Linked DNA regions of Homo sapiens: region 1 is linked to region 2. Evidence: read pairs that join two places in POLR2A ChIA-PET (ENCODE). Cell type or tissue: endothelial cell of umbilical vein. All regions are shown on one strand. Each heading gives the region's core, and the rest is flanking DNA. Links, peaks and the distances in the headings are about the cores only.

What was found. ChIA-PET counts read pairs that join two places held together with the same protein. Peaks named below come from ENCODE experiments on the same cell type or tissue, not always from the same donor. Only the 100,000 strongest peaks of a DNase experiment are listed, where the experiment ranks them.
Region 1: POLR2A ChIA-PET joins it to region 2 with 5 read pairs; 5 of 35 experiments call an interaction of 5 or more read pairs at or near these places.

What each region holds. Positions count from the first base shown.
Region 1 is chr6:36,931,840-36,939,036 of GRCh38, forward strand. No RefSeq gene overlaps it. Among named protein-coding and RNA genes, the nearest start is that of PI16, 19 kb to the right of the region's middle. In endothelial cell of umbilical vein, for the core only: no CTCF peak of the experiment used is centred there; no DNase peak of the experiment used is centred there.
Region 2 is chr6:37,121,103-37,129,459 of GRCh38, forward strand. No RefSeq gene overlaps it. Among named protein-coding and RNA genes, the nearest start is that of PIM1, 45 kb to the right of the region's middle. RefSeq lists enhancers at 2,891-3,869, 3,870-4,848, 4,849-5,827, 5,929-6,606 and a silencer at 5,211-5,505. In endothelial cell of umbilical vein, for the core only: no CTCF peak of the experiment used is centred there; no DNase peak of the experiment used is centred there; H3K27ac peaks cover 1,045 bases.

The sequences.
Region 1 (7,197 bases), core at 3,198-7,197, 190 kb before region 2:
TTGTATTTTCAGTAGAGACGGGGTTTCACCGTGTTAGCCAGGATGGTCTCGCTCTCCTGACCTCATGATCTGCCCGCCTCGGCCTCCCAAAGTGCTGGGATTACAGGTGTGAGCCACCGCACCCGGCCTAAGTATGTTTAGCTTTTTATGAAACCATTGAATTGTCTTCCATAGTGGCTGTACCATTTTACAGTCCTACCAGCAATGAGAGTTCCTGTTGCTCCACAGCCTCACCAGCATGTGTCAGTGTTTTGGATTTGGGCCATTCTAATAGGTTTGTAACACCTTACTGCTTTAATTTGCAATTCCCTAATGACATACGATGTTGAACATGTTTTCTTATTTACCATCTATATATCATTTTTGGTGAGGATTCCAGATCTTTTGCTCATTTTTTTTTTATTATAGTCTGGTTGGTTGTTTTCTTACTATTGAGTTTTAAGAGTTCTGTGGCTTGTCTTCTCATTTCTTGACATTGTCTTTTCCAGAGCAGAAGTTTTTAATTTCAGCAAAGTCCAGCTTATCATTGGTTTCTTCATGGATGATGCCTTTGGTGTTGTATCTAAAAGGTCACCTCTATAACCAAGGTCATCTAGGGCCTTCTCCTGTGTTAACTTCTAAGAGTTTTATACTTTTACATTTTATACTCACATTTAGATTCATTCTGAGCGAATTTTTATGGAAGGTATAAGGTCTATGTCTAGATTCATTTTTTGCATGTTAATGTCCAGTTGTTCTAGCATATTGCCTTTGCTCCTCTGTCAAAAATCAACACTTTGGCTGGGTGCGGTGGCTCACACCTGTAACCCCAGCACTTTGGGAGGCCAAGGCGGGCAGATCACGAAGTCAGGAGTTTGAGACCAGCCTGGCCAACATGGTGAAACCCCATCTCTACTAAAAATACAAAAATTAGCTGGGCATGGTGGCGGGCACCTGGAATCCCAGCTACCCGGGAGGCTGCAGCAGGAGAGGCATTTGAACTTGGGAGGTGGAGGTTGCAGTGAGCTGAGATCGAGCCATTGCACTCCAGCCTGGGCAACATGGCGAGACTCCATCTCAAAAAACAAAAAAAAAAAATCAGTATCTTTATGTGGATCTGTTTCTAGGCTCTCTCTCTCGTGGTCTTTTGATATATTTGTCTGTTCTTTTGCTGATAGGACGCTGTCTCGATCACTATAGCTTTATAGTAAATATTGAAGTCAGAGTGGTGTCAGTCTTCTACCTTGTTCTTCTTCAGTATTAAGTTGGATATTCTGAGTCTTTTGCTTCTTCATTTAAACATTAGAATCCGTTTATTGATATCCACAAAATAGCTTGTGTTTGATTTTGATTGGGATTGCATTGAATCCATAGATCAAATTGCATCCAGGCGGTTTTAATTAGAAGTTATAATTCCTAGCCCATGATGTTTTTGAAATTCAGTATGAATTTTTGCTTAGTTTGAATTCCATCTTATTACTGCACATTCCTGTGACATGACACATGTCCTTTAGGCTTTCTTACTAAATCAAACTGACAAGCCTCTAGACACCATGCTGAAGACAGACATTTCACCAATCTTATTTTTTCAGAATAATGACTCTATTATTTTTTTTAAAATAATACATTCTTATTATAAAGAACTGAAGACAGTTTGGGTGATCTTATGGAAACCTCCACTCAGTGCCAGGTGCGGTAGCTTACAGCTGTAATCCCAGTGCTTTGGGAGGCCAAGGGGAGAGACCGAGAGTTTGAGACCTACCTGGGCAACATAGTAAGACCCTGTCTGTACAAAAAAAAAAAAAAAAAAAAAGAAAAATTTAATTAGCTGGGTGTGGTGACGCACACCTGTAGTCCCAGCCTCAGCCTCATCGCTTGAACCCAGGAGGTTGAGACTGCAGTGAGCCATGATTGCAACACTGCACTCCAGCCCAGGCAACAGAGCGAGACCTTGTCTCTTAAAAACAAAAAACCAAAAACCACCCAGAGATAACTACTAACATTAGGTGAACAGCATTCTAGGTATGTCTAAGGTATTTCTAGGTAGAATGCTAAATAGAAATGCTTATATTAAAATGCTATTTTAAAAAGAAAAGTTCTGAATCTAATTTTATGTGAATCTAACAGGAGAAAAAGAAACTGAAGTAGATGTTTCTTCCCCACAAAAATTAGTAGTTCCCAAAAGATCTCCCTGAAGTTAATATTATGAGAAACATTAAGAAACTAGAATTGTTCTTAATAAGGTTTCCTTTTTAGATGGCATAATCCAAGGCTCTAAAGATAAGGAAATAGCTTGCTCTTTCTCCTCAATTTGTTTATTCCTATATTGATTTTGTTTTTAAAGTCTATGCATTTCCTTCTGCTCTGAAACCTTAATTCTCACCACAGTCTTTTTTTCTTTCTTTTTGAAACAAAGTCTCACTATGTTGTTCTCACCAGCCTCAAAGAATCCTCCAGCCTTAGTTTCTCAAGTAGCTGGGACTTCATTTTATTTTATTTTTATTTATTTTTTTGAGGTAGAATCTCACTTTGTCACCTAGGCTGGAGTGCAATGGCACAATCTCAGCTCACTGCAGCTCTGCCTCCCGGGTTTGAGCGATTCTCCTGCCTCAGTCTCCTGAGTAGCTGGGATTACAGGCAAACACCATCGCACCTGGCTAATTTTTGTATTTTTAGTAGAGACGGGGTTTCACCCTGTTGGCCAGGCTGGTCTTGAACTCCTGAGCTCAGGTGATCTGCCCACCTCAGCCTCCCAAAGTGCTGGGATTACAGATGTGAGCCACCCCGCCCGGCCTTCATTTTATATTTAAACTGATTTTGTGGCTCACCACCAGTATTTTTGCCATTGCTTCTTCATTTCTGAGTTGTTATTTTTAAACTCTTGATTGAAGTCCAGCCACAGTGGCTCATGCCTGTAATCCCAGCACTTTGGGAGGTCTGGGCGGGCAGATCATTTAAGTTCAGGAGTTCGAGACCAACCTGGCCAACATGGCAAAACCCCATCTCTATAAAAAATACAAAAATTAGCTGGGCGTGGAGGCAGGCGCCTGTAATCCCAGCTATTTGGGAGACTGAGGCAGGAGAATAGCTTGAACCCAGGAGGCGGAGGTTGCAAAGAGCAGAGATCACACCACTGCACTCCAGCCTGGGCAACAGAGCGAGATTCCGTCTCAATAAACAAACAAACAAACAAACAAACTCTTGATTGGCTGAATTGCACCGTTAGGAATGACTCAGGAATGGCTCATGAGTTCTGTATTTTCTGCGTTAGGGAATGTTTCTGTGGTCTTTATAGTTGTGCACACCTTGGCTGAATAAAATATTCTTGCATCACACCTTCTTTTGCTCAGAATTTGGATATATTTCTCCATTGTCATCTGGTGTTGACTGTTGGTAGGGACAACACTGAGGCCAGCCGAAGAGTCCCATCTAAGAGGATACCCTCTAACGAGATATTCCCTTGGCTTTTTCTTTCTTTTTTTTCTTTCTTTTCTTCCTTTCTCTTTCTCTTTTTAAATCTATATGTCTGAATAGTTCTTTCTTGTTCTTTATCAGTTTTTCCTGGAACAAAGTGTGCTTTTTAGAGGTGCAATTCTATTCTTCATTCTAGGGAAGATGTCTTGTATTTTCTTGATGAATACTTTTTCTTTTTCATGTGTTAGGTTTTCTGTTTTAAATTCTATTTTTATTCTTTTTTTCATTGTCTTGATATTTTTTATACCTTTCATAGCTATCTCTCTTTTTAATGCATGTCTCTTTTCTCTTCATTCACCATGATTATCTCAGGCCTTTCCTTGATATCAGATTGATTTTTAGCCATATCTGTTCATTTTCTTGCTATTTCTCATGTATGAGTTTTGAAGAAGTGCCGTCAGTTTCTTTCCTTGTTATTTCATCTGTTTCAGCTTTGAGTGCCTACTTTCTTGAATTCATGTTTTTTTTACATTTTTCTATAGCTGAGACTACTACTGGGAATTTTTTTTCCTGTTCCTTGGATTACATTTTCTTCTGGACTTGGCTCTCATCAATCACATGCATGTTCCTTCCTTTCACTGTTTTCCTTTCATATGTTTGTGTATCTGCCATGTCATTTCTTTTATATGTTTTGTACTTCTGCCTCTGGCCAGACGTTTTGTTTGCTTCTGTAAAATATGAGTACATTATTAATTCCAAAAGTATCTGTAGCCACTACTTAGATTTAACAAATGTTAACATTTTACTGTATTTTAAAAGCATTGCTTCATGCAACCCATTTAGTACTTGCCATGAAACGCCCCCATCTTTACTCTGTTGTAACTGAGGTATCTCCTCAACAGGTAAACAACTGAAACTGTACTTCCCTTCCTGACCTCCAGTTGACTTTCCCTTTCTTCACTCTGTGCTAATCAGGAGCTAAGATTTTCTTAACCACCTACCATTTTCTATCTTCACTTTTTTTTTTTTAATCCTTATTTTTCACCCCCACTAAGGAAAATTACTGAGAACCAAGTTAGCAAAAACCTAGCAAATGGGCTGGGCTTGGTGGCTCATGCCTGTAATCCCAGCACTTTGGGAGGCTGAGGTGGGTGGATCACCTGAGGTTGGGAGTTCAAGACCAGCCTGACTAACATGGAGAAACCCCATCTCTACTAAAAATACAAAAGTAGCCGGGTGTGGTGGAGCATGCCTGTAATCCCAGCTACTCGGGAGGCTGAGGCAGGAGAATTGTGTGAACCCGGGAGGTGGAGGTTGTGAAGAGCCGAGATCGCTCCATTGCACTCCAGCGTGGGTAACGAGCGAAACTCCATCTCAAAAAAAAACAAAAAAAAACAAAAAAAAAAACCTAGCAAATATAAGAAACACAGCACTAATCTAAAAACCAACTTGATAACCCCTTCCTTTTCAGCCACTCAGGCACATACCCAGACACAGAGCCACTTGCTCTTCAGGAGCCCACCCACCAACGTGGAGGCCTGGGGACTTGGGAACCCGAAGCCTCATTACAAATCCCAGCTCTGGCATACCAGGAGAGTGACTTTGGAGGGTTCTGCCAATCCCTCTGCTCCTTGGTTTCCTCACCCCTAAATCAATGCAGCAAATAAATGCCATCTTCAAGGGGTCAGCGTAAAGATACGTGAGACGGTGTGGACGAAGTGCCCAGCTCTGTCCCAGCACAGAGCAGATACTTGACGCTGGGCTGCTGTCCCCTTTCCCTCTTATCATCAGCCTCCATCCCCCAGTGTTTGCTTCTGCCCTCCTCTGTGGACAGCCCTCCTCCAAGCCACCAATGGCAGAGCTGGACTAGACCCAGAAGATTCTCTGACCACCCCCTTCTTCCTTATGAATAGGGAAGAAGCTGAGGCCCATAGCTGGTGGCTGAATGAGGAGAACTCACCCAGTTTTCTCTTCAGTGTGTGGAAACACCATCCGCGTCTGCTGCCTGACCCCCTCATAGTCCTCTCCTTACCCCATTCCATCCTGAACCCTCTGTAAAAATCACCCAGAGGATATCCACACAGCCCCAAGCTTAACCCTTATCCTCTTTGCTGACAACTCCCAGCATTCAATGCTTTTCTTCACCTGTTTGGCCTAGGTTTGAGGGATGAGGACACAGCTCATTCATTTGGTTGCACCCATGCCTAGTTCCTTCTAGAGGCTGGGCCCTGAGGTGCTCTCTGGAGGTGCTCTGTTTCCCTCCTGCCATCTGGTTCCCTCAGGCAGCTCACAGGAGTGGAGGCAGCCACATTCTCCTTCCACTAACACAGATCCCTTTTTGGCTGAGGACAAAACTGAGGCTGTACAGCCCTAACTGCATGCTCAGGAGGCCTCGGAGAGAACTGTCCTGGCCCAGAAGATACTGCTCAGCTCCCAGCCACCCCACACCCTCTGTGCCTGCCAGTCTCCAGGCATCCCAAGTCCAGAGCAGAGCAAAGCATCAAGGGCTGTGCGTGATGGGCTTTTGTCCAGATGTCCAACTTTGGGCCAGAAAGGAAGATGGTCCCGGCCCCCTAAGGTTTTATAATCTTGTTGAGACACAGGGGCAAGTGTAAGGTGCATTGTAAGAGCTACATATTGGGAAGTAAGATGCTAAGAATTAAACCAAAAAATGATACAAAATGATTCCGAACAGAGATATAGAAAGTCACCTTAAGAAATGATTCCAAGATTCAGTGGTCAGAATGGAGCTACAGCACAGAGGAATGTTAAAGACAGTGCCCATCAGAAGACGGGGACGGTGGCCACCAATGGAAGCCCAGAAAGGGGAAACCTCATGGGCAGAGGCTGGCAGTGGCCATCTGATTGGGAGACAGTACCCCGGGGTGGTTGGCTTCAGTGTCCTGGCCCTGGCCAGGCCTACTCTTGTTGGACGGATGGTGCCACAGGCAGCGATGCCTCAGATTCTATAGCAAGCCTCAGATTCAACAAGCCTCAGATTCTATAGCAAGCAGAACTTTCCTCTGCCTTCCTGCTCACCAGGCAACCTTCTAATAAGTTGGTATCTTGTCTGTTTGGGCTGCTATAACAAAATTCCATAAACTAATTACTTATAAACAACATAAATTTATTTCTCACAGTTCTGGAGGCCAGAGATCCAGGCACCAGCAGATGCGATGTCTGGTGAGGGCCTGCGTTCTGGTTGATAGATGGCAATCTCCTCACCGTGTCCTCACATTGCAGAAGGGGAGTGGCAGCTCTCTGGGGTCTCTTTTATAAGGGCACAAATCCCATCTATGGGGGCTCTGCCCTCATGACCTAATCACCTCCCAAGGGCCCCTCCTGTTAGTACCATCACCTTGGAGATGGGGTTTCAACATATGAATTATGGAGGGATGCAAACATTTAGACTAAACAGTTGGCTTCCCACACAGTGTGCCTCTGGGAGAGAAGTGTAATCTGCACCCCGACATTCCTGCGGATGGAGTCATCAGTCTCTTGCATGGTGGTGCTGACAGGATCGCTCACCTCCAGGCTCTCAGCAGTGATCCTGTGACGCAAGGGCTGGCCCTGCACTGGGGTTGATCTTCCCACTTCCAGGCCCCCTTTTCAGGCCTCCTGGGAACCAGCCACCCCCAGCCCCCCACTCCTGTTGAACCCCAGCCATAATCCCAACCCTGATCTTCCTCTCTGGATTTCAAAGCTTCATCCATGCTGAGCTGCAAGGGGAATGGACAGAACTGGAAACTGGGGCAGACTGGAGTTGCCAGCCTAGGCTGGGCTGTGAGCTCCATAGAGCAGATG
Region 2 (8,357 bases), core at 3,947-7,946:
TGTAATCCCAGCTACACGGGAGGCTGAGGCAGAGGAATCGCTTGAACCCGGAAGGTAGAGGTTGCAGTGGGCCGAGATGATGGCATTGCACTCCAGCCTGGGCAACAAGAGCGAAACTCTGTCTCAACAAAAAAAAAAAAAAAAAGAAAAGAAAAGAAAGAAAAAAAGAAAAAAGCCAGGTATGGTGGCATGCACCTGTAGTCCTAGTTACTCGAGAGGCTGAGGCAAGAGGATCACTTAAGCACAGGAGTTCAAGGCTGCAGTAAGCTATGACTGTGCTACTGCACTCCAGCATGGGCAAAAGAGTGAGACTCTGTCTCTAAAAATAAAAATAAAGTAGGCTCTCAGGCCCCACTCAGATCCATAGTATCAGAATCTGCATTTAGCAAGATCCCCAGGTGATTCCCATGCAGATGAAAGTTGCAAAGCATCCTTTAAATGCAGGGTCAAAGGCTGGGAAAAGGTGGAGTTACTCCAGGTGACAGTGCTTATAGAGCACTATCCAGAGCGTAGAGAAGGGAGTTTTGGCCAACAGGCTTGGAATATTTATTAGCATCCCATAAGACGGGCAAGGCAATCCCTACTGTGGAGATGGCTGAGTCTGCCTGTAAAGCTTGATGTCCTTAAAGCTTTCAATCATCTGACCATTCCTTGCAATGAAACTGAGCTTCCCCAAACAATGTTCCTGTTATCACTGGGCTTCCACTTGATGCAAAGATTCAGGTCCACATAACATTAGAATAGACATTATTTTTTCTACTCGTAAACGAAACAATTGGCATTCTTATTTTATATACTAATCAAACAAAACCAGACAAAAATCAGACAAAATCAGGCAAGGGTCTGATTTTTTTTATTTACTCTGGTAAATAAATTAGCCACAGTGATAAATGCCACTTTAGACGGCTCTGTCCTGAGAGTGCAGACAGCCAGCAAGTCTCTTTCCAACCAACCATTTCTCATCTATCTTTGAATTAATTTCTTTCTTTCTTTTTTCTCTTTCTTTCTTCTTCTTTTTTTTTTTTTTTTCGAGGCAGAGTCTCGCTCTGTCGCCCAGGCTGGAGTACAGTGGCGCGATCTTAGCTCACTGAAGCCTCCGCCTAGCAGGTTCCAGCGATTCTTCTGTCTCAGCCTCCCGAGTAGCTGGGACTACACGCGCGTGTCACCATGCCTGGCTAATTTTTTTGTATTTTTAGTAGAGACAGGGTTTCACCATGTTGGCCAAGATGGCCTTGATCTCCTGGCCTCGTGATCTGCCCATCTCAGCCTCCCAAAGTGCTGAGATTACAGGCATCAGCATGAGTCACCACGCCCAGCCTCTTTCTTTCCTTTCTTTCCTTCCTTCTTTCCTTCTTTCTTTCTTTTTGACGGAGTCTTGCTCTGTTGCCCAGGCTGGAGTGCAGTGGCACAATCTCAGCTCACTGCAACCTCCACCTACCAGGTTCAAGCAATTCTCCTGCTTCAGCCTCCCAAGTAGCTGGGACTACAGGTGTGTGCCACCATGCCCTACTAATTTTCATATTTTTAATGGAGATGGGGTTTCACCATTTGGCCAGGCTGGTCTCGAAATCCTGACCTCAAGTGATCCGCCTGCCTCAGCCTCCCAAAGTGCTGGGATTACAGGCGTGAGCCACCGTGCCTGGCCTATCTTTGAATTTCTAATCATCTCATGTAATTGTACTCCATTGTTGCTCTAACAATGTGTCTCAATTTTGTCCTGTCAACTGGTAAGTTTCCTGAGGGCAGCAAAGGATCACAGCTGAAAACATACCTGTAGAAAGGACCAATCACCTACTGTGAACTTAAACCCAGACAGGAAAGAAAGTTCAGGCAAGGAGTATTTCACTGAGGTTTTCATACAGAAAAAAATGAGGCCAATTGAATGTGGACCCACAAGGGAATGGTTAACTGAATTATGGTATATATGCTCAACACAATGCTATGCAGCTATGGTCCACACAGATTACATGTGGTAATGTGGAAAATACCAATGATGTATATCCCGTGACAGTCAGACTCCCTGCAGGAAACAGATGGCACGCTCAAAATTGGGAAAATTGAGAAGGGTCTAATAAAGGGGCTATTTACAAAGGTGTGGGCGGCTCTGGAAAAGCGACAGAGCAGAGGGGCGCTGTTTCCATGGCTAGGCCAGGTGTCAAGGGGGAAGGGGGGCCCTGCTGGAACATGAGGGGAGAACTACCTGGAGAGGGTTCAAGGGCCCCCAGACAGGAGCTGCAGGCTTTGATGGAGGGACTCTGTTAGTCTTCGGTGATCTGGAAGGGAGGAAGAAGGGGAAGGAATATCCCTCAAACCCAACCAGAAGCCAGAGGAGGACAGGGGAGCAGCACACAGAAGCCTCCTGGAGCACCCAGCAGGGTGCAGGCGGATGGGGGGCAATCTGCAGGGGCAAACAGGAGATGTTGCTAGTGCTCCAAAACAACACTCCAAAGCGTGGCACTTTGGCATGAACTAAAGGAGGCTGGAAGGCCTCCAAAGCAGCCTCAGAAGTCAGTTCTCTCTGACCTCCTGCCCTCCTGTTTCTCGCCCTTGCTTCTTCCACCCAAAATCCTAGAAAACAAAATTCCCCTTCCCCAAAGCGGGTTATAGAAACTAGAATCCCAAGGCTGAGCACGGTGGCTCAGGCCTGTAATCCCAGCATTTTGGGAGGCCGAGCCGGGGGGGATCACTTGAGGCCAGGAGTTCGAGACCAGCCTGGCCAACAGGGCAACATGGTGAAACCCCGCCTCTATTAAAAATACAAAAATTAGCCGGGCGTGGTGGCGGGCGCCTGTGATCCCAGCTATTTGGGAGCCTGAGGCAGGAGAATTGCTTGAACCTGGGAGGCGGAGGTTGCAGTGAGCTGAGATCGTGCCACTGCACTGCAGCCTGGGTGACAGAGTAAGACTCCGCCTATTAAAAAAAAAAAAAAAGAAAGAAAGAAAAGGATGGGGGAGGAGGGGAGGGGAGGGGGGAAGGGAGGGGAGCAGAGGGGAAGGGGAGCAGAGGGGAAGGGGAGCAGAGGGAGAGGGGAAGGGAGTGGAAGGGGAGGAGAGGGGAGGAGAGGGGAAAGAAAGGAAACTAGGATCCCTCTCCCCAATAGCAAGCCCTAAAACCTAAAAAGGTCACTCTCTCTCCCTTCTCCCTTCTTTTATTTTTCTTGAGACAGGGTCTCTCGCTCTGTCGCCCAGGCTGGAGTGCGGCATCGCGATCTCGGCTCACTGCAACCTCCGCCTCCTGGGTTCAAGCAATTCTCCTGTCTCAACCTCCAAGTAGCTGGGATTACAGGCACACACCATCAAGCCCAACTAATTTTTATATTTTTAGTAGAGATGGGGTTTCACCATGTTGGCCAGGCTAGTCTCAAACTCCTGACCTCAACTGATCCGCCCGCCTCAGCCTCCCAAAGTTCTAGGATTACCAGCGTGAGCCACCGCGCTCAGCCTCCATTCTCCCTTGAAGACCTTCATTCCAGAAGGTCCTGCCCCAGACCCTGGAGGAAGGAATGCTACACAGGGAGACCAAGGCGAATCTGCACAGAAGGCCTTGCTGGGCCTCCCTCTCAGTCTGTTACCACTAGATCATCCCCTTTTGTCCAATCCTGTTTCTACACAGCTGTCCATTCTTCACCCAGCCTAAGCAAAAAAAGAGACCATTTTCCCTGGGTCTTTGGACCTTCATTTCTGAAGGCTCCTACATCAAGCAAAACTTGGATTAAATGAATTTGTTGGGCCGGGTGCAGTGGGTCACACCTATAATCCCAGCACTTTGGGAGGCTAAGACGGGAGGATCGCCTGAGCCCAGGCATTCGAGACCAGCCGGGGCAAAATGGCGAGACCCTGTCTCTACAAAAAATTTAAAAATAAGTCGGCCATGGTGGCACATGCGTGCCTGTAGTCCCAGCTACTAGGCAGGCTGAGGTGGGAGGATCCCTTCAGCCCAGGAAATCGAGGCAGCAGTGAGCTATGATGGTGCCACTACACTCCAGCCTGGGGCAGAGCAAGACCCCAGTCTCTAGAAAAAAAAAAATAAGTAAATAAATAAGTTTGTTGCCAGGCCCAGCTTTCTAGGAGTCTGAGGCAGGAGGATCGCTTGAGCCCAAGAGTTCAAGGCTGTAGAAAGCTGTCATTGAGCCTGTGAATTGCCATTGCACTCCAGCCTGGGCAACATAGCAAGACCCCCATCTCTATAAATAAATAAACAAACAATGAAATGTGTGTTATGCTTTTCCCTTTTTTTTTTTTTTTTTTTGAGACGGAGTCTCGCTCTGTCGCCCAGGCTGGAGTGCAGTGGCGCGATCTCGGCTCACTGCAACCTCCGCCTCCCGGGTTCACGCTATTCTCTTGCCTCAGACTCCCGAGTAGCTGGGACTACAGGCGCCCGCCACCACGCCCGGCTAATTTTTTTTTTTTTTTTTTTTTGGTATTTTTAGTAGAGACGGGGTTTCACTCTGTTAGCCAGGATGGTCTCGATCTCCTTACCTCGTGATCCGCCGCCTCGGCCTCCCAAAGTGCTGGGATTACAGGCGGGAGCCACCGCGCCGGGCCGACGGGCTGTGTTGCTTTTCTAATAAAACACAGTCAATGAGGCAAGTTAGGGGAAAGGGTATGGGGGAGGAGGTGGAGCAGCACAAGTCTTCCCCTCCCCTTAGTCCAAGGCAGCCCCTTGAGGCACCTTCTGGTATCCTTCCAATCCCTTCATTTTGCAAAAGGAAGAAGTGACTTGCTCAAAGTGTAAAGCAGGTTAGCGGCAAGATGGGAGGAAATCCGGATCTTCCCCCTCCCCCACAGATTTCCAAATTGTCCTTGCCTGCCGTCCGTCTCCACACCACCCGACCTCCCTTCCCCCGCCACTTGCCCCCTTCCCTTTCTCTCTTTCGCGGCAAATCCAAGAGCTTCCCTGATTTGAAGCAGCTAAACAGTCTCACACCCTTAATCTCACTGTCTGAATGATAAATCCTGTAGGGCAGCTCATTCCATTCAAGCCCTTCACACCCTCCTCTGAGTAGCTGGGTGGTCTCTTCCGCCCAAGTGGGGGCTGCTGGCCCTTCCTTCCACTTAGCATTCCCCCAGGAGTCGAGGACTTCCCGGGAGCCCGGCATTCGCCTCCAAAACAATATCCAGATAAGACACGGCCCTCCCAGCCCCCTTTCAGGGCCACACCATAAAATAAAGCCGCGTGGGCTTTGCACCCCTGGACAGAATCCTTTGTCTGGGTTGGAAACAGCCTGAAAAGATGAAAGGGGCTCCCACTCTGACCTCTTCACCTCTTGTTATCTTGGGCCCACTCCCCTTAGACTCTCTGAAGCAGACAGCGGCGTTTTCCCATGGTCACTGGGGTTAACGACGTCTTAGCAGCTAACTGGGAGAGGAATGTGAGGAATGTACCTGCCTAAGGGGCGATTATTTTCATCAAGGACAGGCTGAAATGGATAATGAGGTCAAAAACAAACGCCATCTCTTTCTCAAAGGACTCTCTAAAGGGAGGCTATTAGATATAGTTCATTAGTTGAGGGTGGGGGGCTAGGGAGCTACTTTTTGACCGTTGCCTGAAGAGAGATGGAGGCATTTTGCCAAGTTTAGATTCTTCTCCAAGTCAGTAGGGGGCTAAGTTTAGGCTCCGATTCAAGCTTCCAGATATCTGAGTTTCATTCGGGTACAGGCAACAAGTGGCATTCTGGGCTGAAAATATTTGCAAGAGAATGTATTGTAACTGTTCAAGTGGGGTCCATAGTAAAAAAAAACAAAAAAACAAAAAAACTAATATCCAAAAATCAAATAATCAATTGTGGAAAACTGATGAACCAGAGTTTCTGTTTAAAAAGATATTTGTCGGTTCAATTCAGTATAACTACTATAACTACATTAATTTTATTAAAATCACACATACTTTATATAGTTAAAGCCTTTATACATTTTCTCTCCAAAAACCTTAAGAATAATTTCACTGTAAAAAAACATTTATCACATATTAGCATATTTATATAAAATGTCCCAGGGCCAGGGCTGGCCACGGTGGCTCATGCCTGTGATCCCAGTGCTTTGGGAGGCTGAGGTGGGAAGATTGCCTGAGGCAAGGAGTTTGAGACTAGCCTGGGCAACATACTGAAATCTTGTCTCCAAAAGACAAAACAAAACAAAAATGGATAAAATTAAATATTCCCTTTTTATTCCATTGCCATCACTGTAATTTAGGCTCTAACTCTCTACTCTTCACCAGTGGATTTTCACATAACTTACAAACTGGAACCCCACTTGTAAACTCCTTCACTTCCATTCATCCTGCATCCCATACAGTTTACCTTCTTCAAATGTATCTGTGCTGTGTTCAAAACCTTCATTGCTCACCAAGGCTGAATGTGATAAGGTATGTGCTACTTCAGTGCCCAGGCAGAACAGACATTCCTTTCCCCTCCATTTTTCTTTATACCATTACAAAATGAAGTTCAAACTCTCCAGTCTGGCATTTATAGCCCTCCAAATCTAAATCTGATTAACTTTCAATCCTAACATCCCCACTGCATGTCCTCCCCATATTTAAAAGCCCACCCTCTGGCCAGGTGCAGTGGCTCACGCCTATAATTCCAGCACTTTGGGAGGCTGAGGCAGGTGGAGCACTTGAGGTCAGGAGTTCAAGACCAGCCTGGCCAACATGGCAAAACCCCGTCTCCACTGAAAATACAAAAATTAGCTTGGTGTGGTGGGGCACCTGTAATCCCAGCTACTTGGGAGGCTGAGGCAGGAGAATCGCTTGAACCCGGGAGGCAGAGGTTGCAGTGAGCCGAGATCGTGCCATTGCACTCCAGCCCGGGCAATAGTGTGAGACTCTATCTCAAAAAAAAAATAAATAAATAAATAATAAAAATAAAACAGGATGTGAGTAAAGCACTTTGCAGTGTCTGGCACAGAATCAATTCTATAAATGTAAGCTTTGACGATAATGATGATATAGACTGATACCTGTAAAAGTTCTTTGCATAAAAAGACAAGCCAGCTCTCTGTAGAACATGCTGGACTCCAAGTTCCCTGATCAGGCTGTGGTCACGCAGGCCTTTGTACCTTTGCTCTAGCTTCTGTCTGGGTTTGGAATGTACTCTCCCCTCCTTCTCTTATCTCCATACTCAGCTCAAAGGACACCTTCCCAGGGAGGCCTTCCGAGACCAGCACTTCACCCCTGGCCCAGCAAAACTAATTCCTCCCTCCCCCAAGGGCTCATAGCTCTAAGATAGCAAGTCTCACATTGTATAATAATAGCTTGCTTATATGTTGATAGCATATTAACATAGTTTCAGAATTTTCAGGGTCCAACATAGTCTTGGGTCTAACCTGCCTTTATGGGTGCTCAGTAAGAGTATGTGGAAGGAATGAACAAAGGAATGGCTTGTCCCTGAGGGTACCTGCATGGCTTCACACCAAGTCCCACCCACCTGGCCTCTCAACCCTCAGACCTTTGATGGCACCTCTTCGAGAATTGTCTTTCCTGGCAGATCCCTGGAATCTACGAAAACAGGGTATGATTGCATTTTCAGCTACTATCTCCACGCCACTTTGTGTGACTTGCTGACCAGCTGGAGGTGCCACGAGAACATGACTCAGGGTAACCGAAATGTACTTTAGTGCCAAAACTACAGGATTCAGTTATAGGATAGTATTTAAACTGCTGCACTAGGAAGTGTCTGCAAACAGATCTGTATAATGTAGTGTGGCAATGTTAACAACTTGGTGGGCTTGTATCCTTTTTAGCTACTAGAAAACTCAGCATAACAAAATGATACCTGATCACTTCAAATTTTTGTCCAGTAGTCATGAAAGACACAAACGATCCTCCTTCTTTTCCCTATGCCGAGCCCCAATCCTGCGTATTCATTGTGAGATAAGGGGGTCACATTCAAGGGTGCAGTCTCTGGCCTCGAGTTAGGACAAATACACTGGGCCCTCACAGTCTCATTAGCACCTACTACATCCAACCCAACTAATAGACCATAGCCAGAGCTTCAGGGCTGCCAGAGAGGCAATCCAGGGCAGTGGTTAAGAACTACAGCTAGGCCAGGCGCAGTGGCTCACACCTGTAATCCCAGCACTTTAGGAGGCCAAGGTGGGTGGATCACCTGAGGTCAGAAGTTCAAGACCAGCCTGGCCAACATGTTGAAACCCCTCTCTACTAAAAATACAAAAAAATTAGCTGGGCGTGGTGGCGGATGCACCTGTAGTCCCAGCTACTCGGGAAGCTGAGGCAGGGAAAATCACTTGAACCCGGGAGGCAGAGGTCGCAGTGAGCCAAGATCGTGCCATTGCACTCCAGCCTGGGGGACAGAGCGAGACTCCATCTCAAAAAAAAAGAAAAAAGAACTAGGTGTGTGG